3 separate regions of the Homo sapiens genome follow, and regions 1 and 3 are each linked to region 2. A link is a loop called in an ENCODE intact Hi-C map of the cell type or tissue named here. Cell type or tissue: MCF 10A. All regions are shown on one strand.

Region 1 (5,000 bases), 270 kb before region 2:
CTTGCTATGTTGCCAGGCTGGTCTCGAACTCCTGAGCTCAAGCAACCCTCTGGCCTTGGCCTCCCAAAGTGCTGAGATTCCAGGCATGAGCCATCAGACCCAGCTGGCAATGTATCCTTTCTTCTTTGCTCCTAAGTTATTCAATTTTTTTACGCTGTTACTTCCACTTGGTCCATTTGAAAATTACCTGTTGGTTTCGCTTCACACTGCCAATATCTTCCTCTGTTTCCCTGAGTGCCTTTGTGGTGCTTTGTCTTTGTGGCCCAGCTGTCCTGCCTCATATCACACCCACTGTTGGGGTCTGGGTGTGTCTTTCAGAAGCACTGCCCTCCTCTGGGGCCCAGCTGTTTTTGCTTGTGTGTTTGGGTCCTCCAGGGATACCAGCCGCTCTTTCTGGCAATGTACACGGTGGGAGGACAGAGAAGCCAGCCCTGCTGCGTGTCTCTCAAGCGAATTGAAGGAGAAAAACACACGGTAGGCATTCAATGCCTTTCTGCCGAACATAGGAAGGAAGGGAAGGGGATGGCCCCCATCTCTGAGATGCCTTGCCGATGACTCCTCCCTGCTGCTTGGCAACCAGGAAAACCCTCTGGCCAGGTAGCTTACTTAGCCTTGACTCTTCCGGGAGCAGCAGCAACAGGAGGACACCGTCTCCCTGGGTGCAGCTCCCTGATCTTGGGAGTGCGGAGCTGAAAAGCTGGAGGCGTGGCTGCCTGGGGGTGCTGGCCCGCCCCTGGCTGCTTTCATCCACTCCTCACTTGCGACCTGGTGTTGCCAGTGGCCAAAGGCCCAGGCATAGAGAAGAGCAAAGTTCCAGGGGCCCAGCTTTACACAGAGGCCGGCTTGGCAGGGCTGGGGTCCATGTGGGTCGAGTCCAGTTCCTGCCAGGTTTATGGGGCCTGGGTGGGGCTTGGGCACCTCCTGGAAAGTGCACACTCTCTGGATTTCTTCTCAGATAGCACATGGCTTTGGATTTTCATCAGGACACCGAATATCCGGAAAACCACGCCTCATCTCCAGAAGATTTCACATCATTTATAAAAAAATCAGTCCCACTGACGCGGGAAGGTGCAGACTTGGCAGTGTGAGGCAATCCTGGAAGTGAATTTCAAGTTTTCCATCTCCTGGTCAGTTGTGCTTTGGTTACTAAGCAACTGCTAAACGGACCAAAATACTGAATGTGATAACAAGGACTGCACTTACCTTTCATGACAAAAGCAACTCTCTTTCCCCAGGCTTTCGAATGACAATGACGACACCACACTCTGCAGTTGCAGGGCAGGCCTATTCCATACCAGGGATTGTGGTGACAGCCAGGCTCGGAGGGGCTGCTGTCTCCATTCACAGAAGGGACCAGAAACCACAGGAGGAGACAATGGGAGGAACCAGGGATGCAGTTGGCGAGGAAACGCTCTGATTATTATTTTAAAAGTCGGCCAGATGCAGTGGCTCATGCCTGTAATCCCAGCACTTGGGGAGGGCAAGGCAGGTGGATCACCTGAGGTCGCGAGTTCGAGACTAGCTTGGCCAACATGGTGAAACCCCGTTTCTACTAAAAGTACAAAAATTAGCCGGGTGTGGTGGTGCATGCCTGTAGTCCCAGCTACTTGAGGGGCTGAGGCAGGAGGAGCATGAGCCAAGATGGTGCTACTACACTCCAGCCTAGGTGACAAAGTGAGACCCTGTCTCAAAAAAACAAACAAACAAAAACAAACAAACAAAAATCTGTATGTTTGTTACTCATTTTTCTGAGAATTCTTTTTTATTTTTGATACAGGGTCTGGTTCTGTTGCCCAGGATGGAGTGCAGTGGTGCGATCATAGCTCACTGCAGCCTCCAACTCTTGTCCTGAGCTCAAGTGATCCTCCTGCCCCAGTCTCTTGAGTAGCTGGGACTTATAGGTGTGCACTAGCAAGCCCAGCTAATTTAAAAGAAAAATTTGTTTTTTAGAGACAGGGGTCTTACAATGCTTCCCAAGCTGGTCTTAAACTCCTGAACTCAAACAATCCTGCCTTGGCCTCCCGAGTAGCTGGGACTACAGGTATGCACTGCCACACCTAGCTAGTTTTTTCTTTTTTGTAGAGACAAAGTTGATCTTGCTATGTTGCCGAGGCTGGTCTTGAACTCATGGCCTGAAGCGATCCTCCTGCCTTAGTTTCCCAGAATGCTGAGATTACAGGCCTGAGCCACTGTGCCTGGCCCATTATTAATTTTTCTAAGGAGGTATTCTTTTTTAAAAGCCGAAAGAAAAATACAACTAGCTGAGTAAGTGCGATCGGGGGCTTTGGAAGATGTGAGTGTGGCCATCAGTGTTTGCAGACCAGGACCAAGGAGGCGGGTCTTGCTTTGGGGCACCTCCCAACCAGGTTTTTTTTTTTTTTTTTTTTTTTTTTTTTTTGAGACAGAGTCTCACTCTGTCGCCCAGGCTGGAGTGCAGTAGCACAATCTCAACTCACTGTAGCCTCTGCCTTCCCAGTTCAAGTGACTCTCCTGCCTTAGCCTCTCCCAAGTAGCTGGAATTACAGGCACACCCAATCACAGCTAATTTTTGTATTTTTATTTTTATTTTCTGAGATGGAGTTTCGCTCTTGTTGCCCAGGCTGGAGTGTAATGGCATGATCTCAGCTCACTGCAACCTCCATCTCCTGGGTTCAAGCGATTCTCCCTGCCTCAGCCTTCCGAGTAGCTGGGATTACAGGTATGCGCCACCACACCCGGCTAATTTTTGTAGTTTTAGTAGAGACGGGGTTTTATCGTGTTGGCCAGGCTGGTCTCGAACTCCTGACCTCAGGTGATCCACCCGCCTCGGCCTCCCAAAGTGCTGGGATGACAGGCGTGAACCGACGCGCCCAGCCCCACCCCAGTCTTAATCATCCACTTTCTCTCCAAACTGCTGCCTCCTCCCCCCACTGAATTAATCCTGCCTGACAAACTGTCTGCAATAAGTAATACAAAAATGCCCAGGGGTTAATACCACAACTGTAAATGTAATCTTGGAAGCGCAGTAATGAATTAAATGGCATGTGGTTTCATGGTGTGAGTGTCAACAGTATTCCAAAGATTTTTCATTCTCTTCATGCTGAAGGCTCAACTAACCACATCAGTATCTGCAGCCTGACATTGGTCTAAAATCATTTATTTTCCAAAGTCTGTAATAACCGCACATATTGTTTGCTCAGCAAAATGATTTATTATAAAAATTTAGATCTCTCACGTTTTTATGAGCTGACGAAACAGCTTCCACTGATCTATTAACCTGCCCGGTATTATGCTCAGCTCTGACTTCAAATAGCGAATAATTTCAGTTTGGCCTAGAATATGTAGTTCGTTCAATCAGTTCACCACAGATCATTTCAGGGTATTCTCTGGGCTAACACACAGTTTTTATGAGGAACTGAAAAGGACATGGTCAAGGTCGATGGAAGGGAAATTATATCCACGCTGGAAATTCTAGTATTTACTTTCACGCAAGCCTCCTGGGGGCTAACGCGTGGCATCGGGGCACGGTGTTGGCGCATATTTCAATACCCAAATAAGCACGCTGGCATCAGGAGCTGTTAAAACGAGCTGTTAAAACAAAGTATATCTACAAGGCAGTTGGAAAAACATACAGAGCGGCCTTCAAAGACTAGTGTATCTTCTTAGACTTGATTCATAAGCCAATAGTCTCGGCCGGGCCCAGTGGCTCACGCCTGTAATCCTAGCACTTTGGGAGGCCGAGGTAGGTGGATCACTTGAGACCAGGAGTTTGAAACCAGCCTGGCTAACATGATGAAACCCTGCCTCTACTAAAAATACAAGTATTAGCCGGGCATGGTGGCGAGCGCCTGTAATCCCAGCTACTCGGGAGGCTGAGGCGGAAGAATCGCTTGAACCCCGGTCACAGAGGTTGAAGTGAGCTGAGATCGTGCCACTGCACTCCAGCCTGGGTACCAGAGCGAGACCCTGTCTCAAACAAAACAAAACAAAAAAACAAAGAAAACAAAAAAAACCCACCAATAGTCTCAATACCAGATCATAAAGTTCTTTGGCATTGAAAGGAGAAATATCTACAGATTAATTCTTCCTGCTTTAAAAGAAAAGCTCCAGTTAGGTTTGATCAAGCGAACTCTCCCCTTCTACCCCAGGGCTGCACGTGATGACCTGCTCTGTCCTTAAGGGGGGACATTTTTCACCACAACCTACACTGCAGGTGAGGCTTCCTTAGCACAGGGGGTAGAGGAAACGGACAGAGGTGGGGCTCGCTGGACCCTGTCCAGAAAGAGCAGGTTGCTGAAGCGGTGGAGACAGGGCCAGGCTCTGAGGAAGGTCACTTGGCTCTAGGTCTGGAATCCCCTTAACTCGGGGGGTCAAAGAGTTGGGCAAGGGGTGGGGGACAAACCTATAGGAAAAGCTGATCGGAGCACAAACGCCTGAACTTACGGAGAAGGGCTGGTCTGCAGTCTCATGCGAGCCAGGGCAAGATTACTCCCAGCAAAGGCACCTGCTGTGGCTGTCGTGCCCTGATGGCGATGGGCCCAGCTCAGACTGAGACAGGGAGGTCTCCCACCAATAACGCCCATGGGGCACCTACCATGAACCACACCCAAGGGAAACAAATGTCCCAGGGGAGGAGTGGGCAATGGCGTAGTGGCGCTGGGACTCCCTTCTCGCTAGCACACAGGAATACACCCTGCACATCCTAGGAGCTCAGCAGGGATATACCGGGCATGGGTGGGTGGGTGGGCAGGGACCCCCTTCCTGTCTACCCAGTGGGAGGCGGAAGGAAATGGCAGCCACCAGCGATTCAGCACAGTGACATCCCAGAAAGTGGTACAAGGGCCTCTGCAGACACCAGGAGAAACAGTATCCCGGAGTAGGGGACATCCAGTCTGTACCCTGGAGGATGAGTACAGATTTACTGAGCAGGGGACACTGGGATAGAGAGGTACGGCTGTCTAGAGAGAGAGGCCACAGGGAAATGGAAGCCTGTTCAATTTTGTAACAACTTTTCAGTGGCT
Region 2 (5,000 bases):
GAATCTGGGCACTTGGTTCATTCCCCTCCTGGCCAGAGAGCCTCTGGATGGAGGCAGGGCATCCAGCCCCAATCAGGGCACGCCTGCCCTGAAGCTATCAAACACTTCTTAGTGAACTGGAAGATTCCTCCCAGACTCCCGCCAAAGGAGACAGACCTCAAAATGTTGGCCACATGAAAGGCTTGTGTGTAAAAATAATTCAGTTCAACAAATATTTCCGCTATATGCAAATCACAGAAATAGGCACTACAGAGGACATGCAGGGAGGGGAGGAGGCGAGTGCTTCAAAGAGCCTGGAACCCAGCGAGGAAATGAAAAGGTGGCCGAGTGAGGGCTCACAGTCGAGGCCTGCAGTCAGCCCTCCACTGTGACAGCATCACCAAAACCAGGCAGAACTGGAGCCGGGGATTCCAGAAGGCAAGGGGGAAACGGCTTCAAATCACTGAAGATCTCATTAAAACAAATCCTCTGTTTATCCAATGTTTATGGTGTCACTGTGTAAATATCCATTAAAGTGCCAAATCAAGAATTAGCACTTTCTATGCTAAAGTCAATGTTCTATATAATGCATAGAAATTTGCAAAAAGGAAAAACAGAGGACATTAAACGGAATTATCTGTAATCCATGAAACTGACAATCATTATGTATCTCTCTCAGGGATCACTGCCTATTCGCTATTCCACTTTCTTAGAGAAGCCTGCTTTCCCAGGCACTCTGGGAAGGTGTGGAGAGCATGAGTTTAACACCCACCCACCTCACACGGGGCTTTAAATAATTACCTGTCCCAAACAGCACAAGGTCTTTGGGATGAGGCCCCAACATGGCACATGGCCTTCCCTACCCCATCTAAAAATGAGTACTACAGCAATTACCGGACAGAAAAACACGTTATCTAATTATGGGAGAGGAGCAAGGAGCTCTGGAATCAGAAATTTCTGAGAACATTATCAATAAGACTGTAGGCTAACTATAAGTATATATCCCAATTACCTTGACTTGATCATTACACATTGTATGCTTACACCAAAACATCACAAGTACTCCATGAATATGTACAACTATTATGTATCCACAATAACTAAAAATTGGCCAAAAGCATGGCTCACACCTATAATCCCAGCACTTTGGGAGGCCAAGGCAGGAAGATCACTTGTGGCCAGGAGTTCACGACCAGCCTGGGCAAGTCAGCGAGACCCCCTAGCAAAATAAAATTTTAAAACTTAGCCTGGCATGGTGGCATGTACCTGCTGTCCCAGCTACTCAGGAGGCTGAGGTGGGAGGATCACCTGAGCCCAAAAGTTGGAAGTTGTAGTGAGCTATGATTGCACCACTGCAGTCCAGCCTGTGTGATAAGATCCTATCTTATAAAAAATAATAATAATTTGGGCCGGGCATGGTGGCTCACACCTGTAATCCCAGCACTTTGGGAGGTCGAGGTCGGTGGATCACTTGAGGTCAAGAGTTCAAGACCAGCCTGGCCAACATGGTGAAACCCCATCTCTACTAAAAATACAAAAATTAGCCAGGTATGGTAGCAGGCGCCTATAATCCCAGCTACTCCGGAAGCTGAGGCAGGAAAATCGCTTGAACCTGGGAGGGGGAGATCATGCCATTGCACTCCAGCCTGGGCAACAAGAGTGAAACTCCATCGCAAAAAACAGTAATAATAATAATTTAAAATTTCAAAAAAAAATTAAAGAAAAAGAAAAAAAAATAACTATAGATCAATTGCATGATCCATGGCCAGGGACTTCGTTCCTGCCCCCGACCCCTGTATTTCTTAATAGCCTCTGGCATGCTACGGGGATCTGTAACATTGGCTAATAAAAGTACAATAAACAGCAATAGCTTTAGGAACTAAAGCCAGGTTTTGTCTATGTGTACATATGATGAAAATCTCAGGCAAGCCAACAATTACTATCTCATGCTAGTTTCATCCCCATACAATGTCAATAGTTCTATTGTAAACAGAAATCACTGGCAGGATTGGGATGAAAAGGATGGCAACATTCCACATTCGGACTGTGTGACGAACTCACCCCATAACATAAATAACTTCATTTTTTAAAAGAATAATAATCATCAAGGTACATGAGTGCCACCCCTCCATATGACGAAAATTGCTGTGATAGGAAGATGACGAAATGAGCAAACATCCCCTTTGGAGGCTGACTTGAAACCTGAGCCCGAGCCAAGAGTGTTAGCGTTTGAAATCAGTCACTGGCCTGGACTCTAGATCCGCTCCCAGTGACTCAGGGCTATACATAAATCAAATGCCAAAAAGGCCAGCTCACCACCCAGAGGTGCAGCTCTCTGGAACACGCAGAACCAGCAGGGCCTTAGAGGCCCGAAAAAGGCTTTATCCCAGATTTTCAAATCCCAGGACAGCCAAGGCTGGGCGAGACAGGGAACAAGGAAACAAGGTCACTGGGCCAGTGGGGAAGTCCAGGCCTCCAGTGACCCCAGAGGGCGCCGGTCACCAAGAAAGGAAGACTCCATCCCACGCCCACAGAGAGGGGCTGGGCTTAAAGCAAGGACCCACGTGCAGATTCCTGTGTTGGCCCCTCTGGAAACATGTACATCAACAGCTGCTATATTCTGAGTACCTACTACTATGTGCAGAGCATCTACTGTGTGAGCCGCTCACTTGCTGAGTGAACCAGGCCCTGAGCTCCAAAGTGAAAAGGTGACGAGAGGTGCTAGCCTGAATGAAGACCAAGAACAGCACCCCGGCTTTATTTCTGTAGGTGTCTTCATGCACAAATGCCTTTAGAGTGGTCTTTTTTTCTTTTTTAATTTCTACACCTAAGTCACACTGACAGTAGCTGATCGTCATCACAAATTTTCATTTTATTTCAATTCCAGGAGGGTAGGTCTCTGAAGAGACACTTTTGCCAACTAGGCTAAGCCAAGTTGTGTGAGGGTGACTCTGAGATGATCCTATTGGTCAGCCGTCCCCTTCGCAACAGGGCGTGCTGAGTGACTGGTCACGAAATTCCCTAAGTTAGTGGATTACTTACTTATGTGGTATGCTTATTCACCAGCCTCATCTGCTTCTTGCTAGGAAACAAGTTCCTTTTTTGTTTGTTTGTTTTTGAGATAGGATCTCACTCTGTTGCCCAGGCTGGAGTGCAGTGGTGTGATCATGGCTCACTGCAAGCTCCCACCTCCCAGCCTCAAGCGATCCTCCCACCTCAGCCTCCCGAGGAGATGGGACTACAGGCGTGCACCACCAAGCCCAGCTGATTTTTTTTTTTTATTTTTGGGTAGAGACAAGGTCTCACTATGTTGCCAAGGTTGGTCTCAAACTCCTGGGCTCAAGCGATCCTCCTGCCTCAGCCTCCCAAAATACTGGGATGACAGGTGTGAGCCACTGCACCTTGCCCTGTGATTCTGTTTTATTGCCATAGAATGGTTCGGCTGTTCTATAAAAGCACAGGAATAAACCAATAGCATTTTTCCACTCCTGCCTCCTCCCTCAATAACCTCCACCTTCAAGGAGGTTTCTGGATGCCCAAGTGACAGAAAGTCATCAGTCCCCTTTTTCTCGGCAGGAGAACTGCCCAATCACATGGCCCTACAGCCTAACAGGTGCTGTCAAATCGCTGAAAAGGCAGGATAAGTTCTTGACAAATCGGTGGCGTCAGAAAATCAATTCCCAAATACCATGTAATTTACTGACAAGCCCACCAGGGCATTCATATTGGACGGGAACAGATTTCTTCCCTGAAAAAGGACAAAGATAAGAGCAAGAAACATATTTACATTTTGTCTGCAGACCCAAGCTCCTGAGCCAGCGAGGAGGAATCAAGGGAGGTAGTCAGTGTATCGCAAACAACTCGGGCCTGCCAGCGATGAAAATTAATGGGAAGGTAAGAAGCTGCTTTTGATGCTGGAAGAACTCCAGTAAAAACTGGTCTGTACATGGGAACACGGTGTCAGACTCACAGAGAATCAGCTTGTCTGACTTGTGGTTTTCTTGACAACATTCATCTTCTCTTGGCCTGATACAGGGCAATTAGTGCTTGTCAGCTGAATCATGTGTTATTAAGATCATTCAGGCATTTTTTAATTACGGTGAGCGAGACAGACAGTAATGAGATCTCCAGCAACTTTAACTTTCCACTTCCTTTTTAGATAAATCTTAAGCTGCCTTTTTTTTTCTTTCTTCCCTACTGATGTTTCAAAAGAATTGTTTATTCCTACAGGTAATACTTGTAACTCAGCCCCCGTTTCCCCTACCTCCAAGCAAAACATCAAACTGCGGGGGGCTCCCCCAAAATCAATCAAAGACATGTTTCTTACACATCTGCTCACTCTAATTGGACATGGGATGAGCAGCTGCTCTTTTAAAAATTGCTCTTAGTGGAGAATTTGGTTCTGGAGGACTCCTTGGGCCCACAGAGCCCCAACCCAGGACCTGGGGGTGGGGGGCCTGGCCTGGCTGGCTTCCATCCAATTCCTAAAGGGGTCATGGCCTGTGTTTCATCACGTGAACCCCACCGTCTTTCCAAAACCTGGTCTTCTTTGTAGTAACTCTTCCTGTCACGTGACACCAAAAAACCCAGGATGCATAAAAATGATTTAATCTGCTTTTATAGTCTATATTTCATTCTATTTGCTTTTAAATTAACAATTCTCAAAAAGGTTAAAGTACACTACCAGCTTCAACCTGAATCAGGTTCATCATTTCTGCCTTTTAAAATGCTCCCTTTACATCAATATTTCATTGAGGGAATCATTGTCCTTTCCTAGGAGATTTCAAATGTTTATGATCCCAGTTCCCACTCTTTATACAGCCAGGAGCCAACGTGATTTCTGAGCTATTCCTGATGAACCATCTGTTTCTTTATGAGGCCGATGAGAGGGGTCTGGGGAACGGGTGATAAGGAGAAAAGCCCCCAACACTCATTCTTGCCGGGAACGCACACCGTCCTCATTGTGAGCCATTGTTCCAAAGGCACCGAGTCTCAAGAACGTGAACTTCCGAAATTGCCAA
Region 3 (5,000 bases), 350 kb before region 2:
CCCTGGCTGTACTCGGTGCCGACAGAGGGCGGTTCGCAGGGCTGGCTGTCACTGACTGAGCTGTGCCGCCGCTTCATGTAGGCTGCGGAGGAAGAGATGGCAGACTAAGGTCAGGCCCAGCTGGGACAGCAGCCCAAATCCCCAGTCCCGCTAGCGGGACGGCACAGTGCCGGCTTGCAGGACTTTGCATAGAGCATCTCAAAACACTAAGATGAGGCTGGGCATGGTGGCTCATGCCTGTAATCCAAGCACTTTGGGAGGCCGAGGCAGGCAGATCACTTGATGTCAGGAGTTCAAGACCAGCCTGGCCAATATGGTGAAACCCCGTCTCTACTAAAAGTACAAAAATCAGCTGGGCGTGGTGGTACGCACCTGTAATCCCAGCTACTAGGGAGGCTGAGGCAGAATTGCATGAACCTGGGAGGTGGAGGTTGCAGTGAGATGAGATGGTGCCACTGCACTCCAGCCTGAGTAACAGAGCAAGATTCCGTCTCAAACAAAACAAAACAAAACAAAACAAAAGAAACAACGCTAAGATGAGAGCCATTCTGTTACCAGCACATGCTCACCAAGGACCTGCTCTGACGGAATGTCAGGTCCTCACCTGTCCCTGCACAACTTAACAGTTTAGTAGGGGAGGCAGAGAAGTATCCAGAGAGATGTTCCCAGCAGAGTGAAAAGTGGGGTGGGGGTAAGTAAGTGCAAGAGACCATGGGGATACTGAGAAGAGTTCCTCGGCCAGGCCTGGGTGTGGGCGGCAAGCCACCCAGGTACCGAGGCAAGAGACCGAGGACACAAGCTGTTCTAGTATAATAAAATATAAAACAAGAATAGTTACACCAGATATAGATCTTAGATATGATTATATATGAATATCATTAATCATTAGTTTGTAGCAATTACTCTTTATTCCAATATTATAATAATCCTTGCTCTATAACCATAACCTAGGAAAAACCAGGCCATACAGAGATAGGAGATGAGGGGACACAGTGAGGAGTGACCAGAAGACAAGAGTGCGAGCCTTCTGTTATGCCCAGACAGGGCCACCAGAGGACTCCTTGGTCTAGAGGTAACGCCAGCGTCTGGGAAGACGCCCGTTGCCAGGCGGACCGTGGTCTAGCGGTAGCCTCAGTGTCAAGGAAAAACACAGGCTACTTAGCAGACCGGGAAAGGGAGTATCCCGGGAAAGGGAGTATCCCTTTCCCCGGGGGAGTTTAGAGAAGACTCTGCTCCTCCACCTCTTGTGGAGGGCCTGACATTGTCAGGCTTGCCCGCAGTTATCTGGAGGCCTAACCATCTCCCTGTGATGCTGTGCTTCAGTGGTCACGCTCCTAGTCTGCCTTCATGTTCCATCCTGTACACCTGGCTCTGCCTTCTAGATAGCAGTAGCAAATTAGTGAAAGTACTAAAAGTCTCTAATAATGGTGTAGGTTGTTTCTCTCTTTGTCTCCTCTCTCTCTCTGCCTCGGCTGCCAGGCAGGGAAGGGCCCCCTGTCCAGTGGACATGTGACCCACGTGGCCTTACCTATGATTGGAGATGGTTCACTCTCCTTATCCTGCCCCTTTGTCTTGTATCCAATAAATATCAGTGCAGCCTGGCATTTGGGGCCACTACCAGTCTCCACAACTTGGTGGTAGTGGTTCCCCGGGCCCAGCTGCCTTTTATCTCTTTGTCTTGTGTCTTTATTTCTATACTCTCTCGTCTCCACACACGGGGAGAGACCCACAGACCCTGTGGGGCTGGTCCCTACACCTGGGGAGGCAGAAGGGGAAGTTGCCTAGAAGAGATGATGTTTAAACTGAATCCTGAAGGACATCGCCGGGCGTGGTGGCTCTCGCCTATAATCTCTGCACTTTGGGAAGCTGAGATGGGAGGATTGCTCGAGCCTAGGAGTTTGAGACCAGCCTGGAGAACATAGAGAGACCCTGTCTCAAAAAAAATTTAAAAATTAGCCAGTGTGGTGGCGTGCACCTGTAGTCCCAGCTACTCGGGTAGCTGGGATGGGAGGATCACTTGAGCCCAGAACACCGAGGCTGCGTGCACCCGAGTAGCTGGGACGGGAGGATCACTTGAGCCCAGAACACCGAGGCTGCAGCAGTGAGCTATGATTGCATCACTGCCCTCCAGCCTGGGCAACAGAGACCCTGTCTCTAAAAAAATAAAATAAACAGCTTAGGCAAGGGATTTCCTTAATTAACTTGCCATTTTGTCATGAGAACTCAGAAGCAATTGAGAAGGTAAATCTTCCCCATAGAAAACCCAAACAGCGGAGTCAAAGCTGCTGGATCCAGAGAAAGGAGTTGGATTGTCCAACCGTGGGGACTCCCTCCAGTTCCCTCCTAGGGGACAGACGACTGACCAGGGGCTGGCAGGGGGCTGGAGAAGGCCTCTCTAGGGAGCAGCCTTTGTGGCCGGCACCCCCAGGAGTGAAGAGAAGGCCATCGGACCACAGCGGCTTTGGATACTAGGGCACCTTTGGAAAGGTCTGGGCCCCGCAGAAACAGTAATTCATTTGTAACACAAGAGGGCGCCCCGAGCCTGTGCCGAGGGAAAGATGGGAGGCCTGGGAAGCCCTGGAGATGTATTTGCGGGGACTAAGGTCCTTTCCTAAGGGCCCCAGGGTGAGAAACACAGCAGGGAGTTGGGTTGTCAGGGCCTCCTCCCTCCTAAGGGCTGAGGGCTGCCTCCTGGCTAGTGCAGGAAGCTTCACGCTGCTCGGGTGAGGGGATCACGGGAAACTCTGCACAGATCTATTGGGTTCATGACAGCATTTTCTCTACTTTTGTTTATGTTGGAGATTTCCCATAATAAGACATTGAAAAGGCCGGGCGCAGTGGCTCATGCCTGTAATCCCAGCGCTTTGGGAGGCCGAGATGGGAGGACTGCTTGAGGCCAGGAGTTCAAGATCAGCCTGGGCAATATAGCGAGACTTTAAAAAACAAAAAACAAAAAACAAAACGAAAAATAAGTTGAAAACTTTTAGGGGGGCAATGTGGCACCAGGCCTCTGCAGCTTACAGCGCTGCCTGGGGCTGCCCAAGAGGCATGGCCTACCTCAGACCCTTAGACTACAGGCCCAAGGGCAGGCCAGAGCTCGCTAGAGGGGCCCTGAATGGGGCAGAGGCCACCACCTGGGCAGGTCATCAGTGGGCAGCAGCAGTGCCCCTGGGTCATCCCAGGGGGGCAGCTCGCAGCACAGAGGCAGCGGATGTATATTTAAGAGCATCTGCTTTGAAATCTGACAGCCCTGAGTATGAATTCCCGTTCCCTACTGATAGGAGCTATTGAAATCTGCTAGGCTGCATGAAGCACCGAGGTTCGTATTTCCTGGATAAGGACATCTAAGCAGAGTCGTGTGGATGAACAGCAGTCTTAGCGCAGTGCCTGGCAAACAGGGCAGTTCTCAGAAAATAGAAGCCTCTATTATTATAAAGGAACCCCCATAGGGTTCCTGGAGGAGGCACCAGACACTCTCTCTCCTTCAGCAGTCCTTTCCCGGGTTGGGTGAGAACGGCGATGCTTGGCTGGAATTTCTGGGTGAATTAAGAACTGACAGGCCTGGGTTCCATACCCACCCCTGGCTCAGATGTTGTGTGCGCGTGTGTGTGTGTGTGTGTGTGGCGGGGACGGGGGTGGGGTGGGCTGGGGCAGAGCCACTCAAGGGCCTGGGATGCCCATTCTTTTTTTTTTTTTTTTTGAGATGGGGTCTCGCTGTGCCGCCCAGGCTGGAGTGCAGTGGTGTCATCTCTGCTCACTGCAACCTCCTCCTCCCAGGTTCAAGCGATTCTCCTGCCTCAGCCTCCCAAGTAGCTGGGATTACGGGCGTGCGCCACCATGCCTGGCTGATTTTTGTATTTTTCAGTAGAGATGGGGTTTCACTATGTTGCTGAGGCTGGTCTTGAACTCTGAACCTCAAGTGATCCACCTGCCTCGGACTCCCAAAGTGCTGGGATTACAGACATGAGCCACTGTGCCCGGCCCCTGGGATGCCCACTCTTAGTTAAGGTCCTCTGCGTTAGCTGATCAGGGAGGCTGCCGCTTCTTACGGTCAGACCGGCAGCAGCTGGTTCCCAGTCTCTGCCCCTAAGGGATGCAGTTCAGCCGCCCAGTGAGCTCCCAGCACCATAGGTGACCTGAGGACTGAGGGTGCTCGAGGGGCGGACTCACTGGCGAGGACCAGCGCTTAGAAACTGCAAACCAAGAGGCACAGCACACCTGGCTTTAGGCATTTTTCCTATGCTGTAGCCTACAGGCTGCAAGAAGAACATGAATCCACATTCGAGATGACATGTGGGTGCACGTGGGGTTATTCCTCTAGGGAGGCCAAATCCCCAGAGGCTGGGAAATAACAGCAAGAGAGAGATCTGTTGTGGCAGGAGTTTGCTTTGTCACTTTCCAGGCCGGGTGACCTTGGTGGAGGCACCGAACCTCTCTGAACCTCTGTTTCCTGATCTACAAAATGCATTTTTTTTTTTTGAGATAGGGTCATGGTCTGTCACCCAGGCTGGAGTGCGGTGGCTCAATCTCTGTTCACCGCCTGCAGGGTTCAAGCGATTCTTGTGCCTCAGCCTCCCAAGTAGTTGGGATTATAGAGGCGCACGCCACCAAGCTTGGCTATATTTTTTTTTTTTTTTTTTTTTTAGTAGTGAGGGGGTTTTGCCATGTTGGCCAGGCTGGTCTTGAACTCCTGACCTCAAGTGATCCGCCTGCCTCAGCCTCCCAAAGTGCTGAGATTACAGGCGTGAGCCGCCGTGCCCTGCCTACAAAATGCATTTCTTATTTCTCTCTCTGATAACAAAGGAAGGCCTCTAGCCACCTGGTACATGCTCAGTAAATGCTGTGATAGCCCGATCAGCCACCCACACAACACAAAAACCAAATGCAGCGCCCCCAGAGCTGTTTCGCTCTCCTTGGTTAAAAGTGCTCCCAGTGCTAAAAAAATCTTTAGATTCAGGCTGCTGGAGAGAAAAAGTTACACAACTTTCCAGCCCTCTTAG

The links. A loop is a pair of places that touch in the nucleus more often than their neighbours do. Peaks named below come from ENCODE experiments on the same cell type or tissue, not always from the same donor. Only the 100,000 strongest peaks of a DNase experiment are listed, where the experiment ranks them.
Region 1: a loop joins it to region 2, with 17 times the contacts of the local background. A loop is called at or near these places in 3 of 110 quality-filtered maps.
Region 3: a loop joins it to region 2, with 5 times the contacts of the local background. A loop is called at or near these places in 5 of 110 quality-filtered maps.

The regions. Positions count from the first base shown.
Region 1 is chr7:102,149,126-102,154,125 of GRCh38, reverse strand. All of the region lies in intron 8 of CUX1 (cut like homeobox 1), which reads right to left. Among named protein-coding and RNA genes, the nearest start is that of SH2B2, 140 kb to the left of the region's middle. RefSeq lists an enhancer at 592-1,297 and a silencer at 3,801-3,942. In MCF 10A, no CTCF peak of the experiment used is centred here; DNase peaks (open chromatin) are centred at 645, 1,075 and 2,895.
Region 2 is chr7:101,880,282-101,885,281 of GRCh38, reverse strand. All of the region lies in intron 1 of CUX1 (cut like homeobox 1), which reads right to left. Among named protein-coding and RNA genes, the nearest start is that of CUX1, 65 kb to the right of the region's middle. RefSeq lists an enhancer at 373-422 and a silencer at 1,534-1,701. In MCF 10A, no CTCF peak of the experiment used is centred here; DNase peaks (open chromatin) are centred at 2,191, 2,971 and 3,901.
Region 3 is chr7:102,234,402-102,239,401 of GRCh38, reverse strand. CUX1 (cut like homeobox 1) reads right to left here. Exons shown (of 24, transcript NM_181552.4): 23 at 1-82. Among named protein-coding and RNA genes, the nearest start is that of SH2B2, 50 kb to the left of the region's middle. In MCF 10A, a CTCF peak has its summit at 2,533 (motif pointing right); a DNase peak (open chromatin) is centred at 2,541.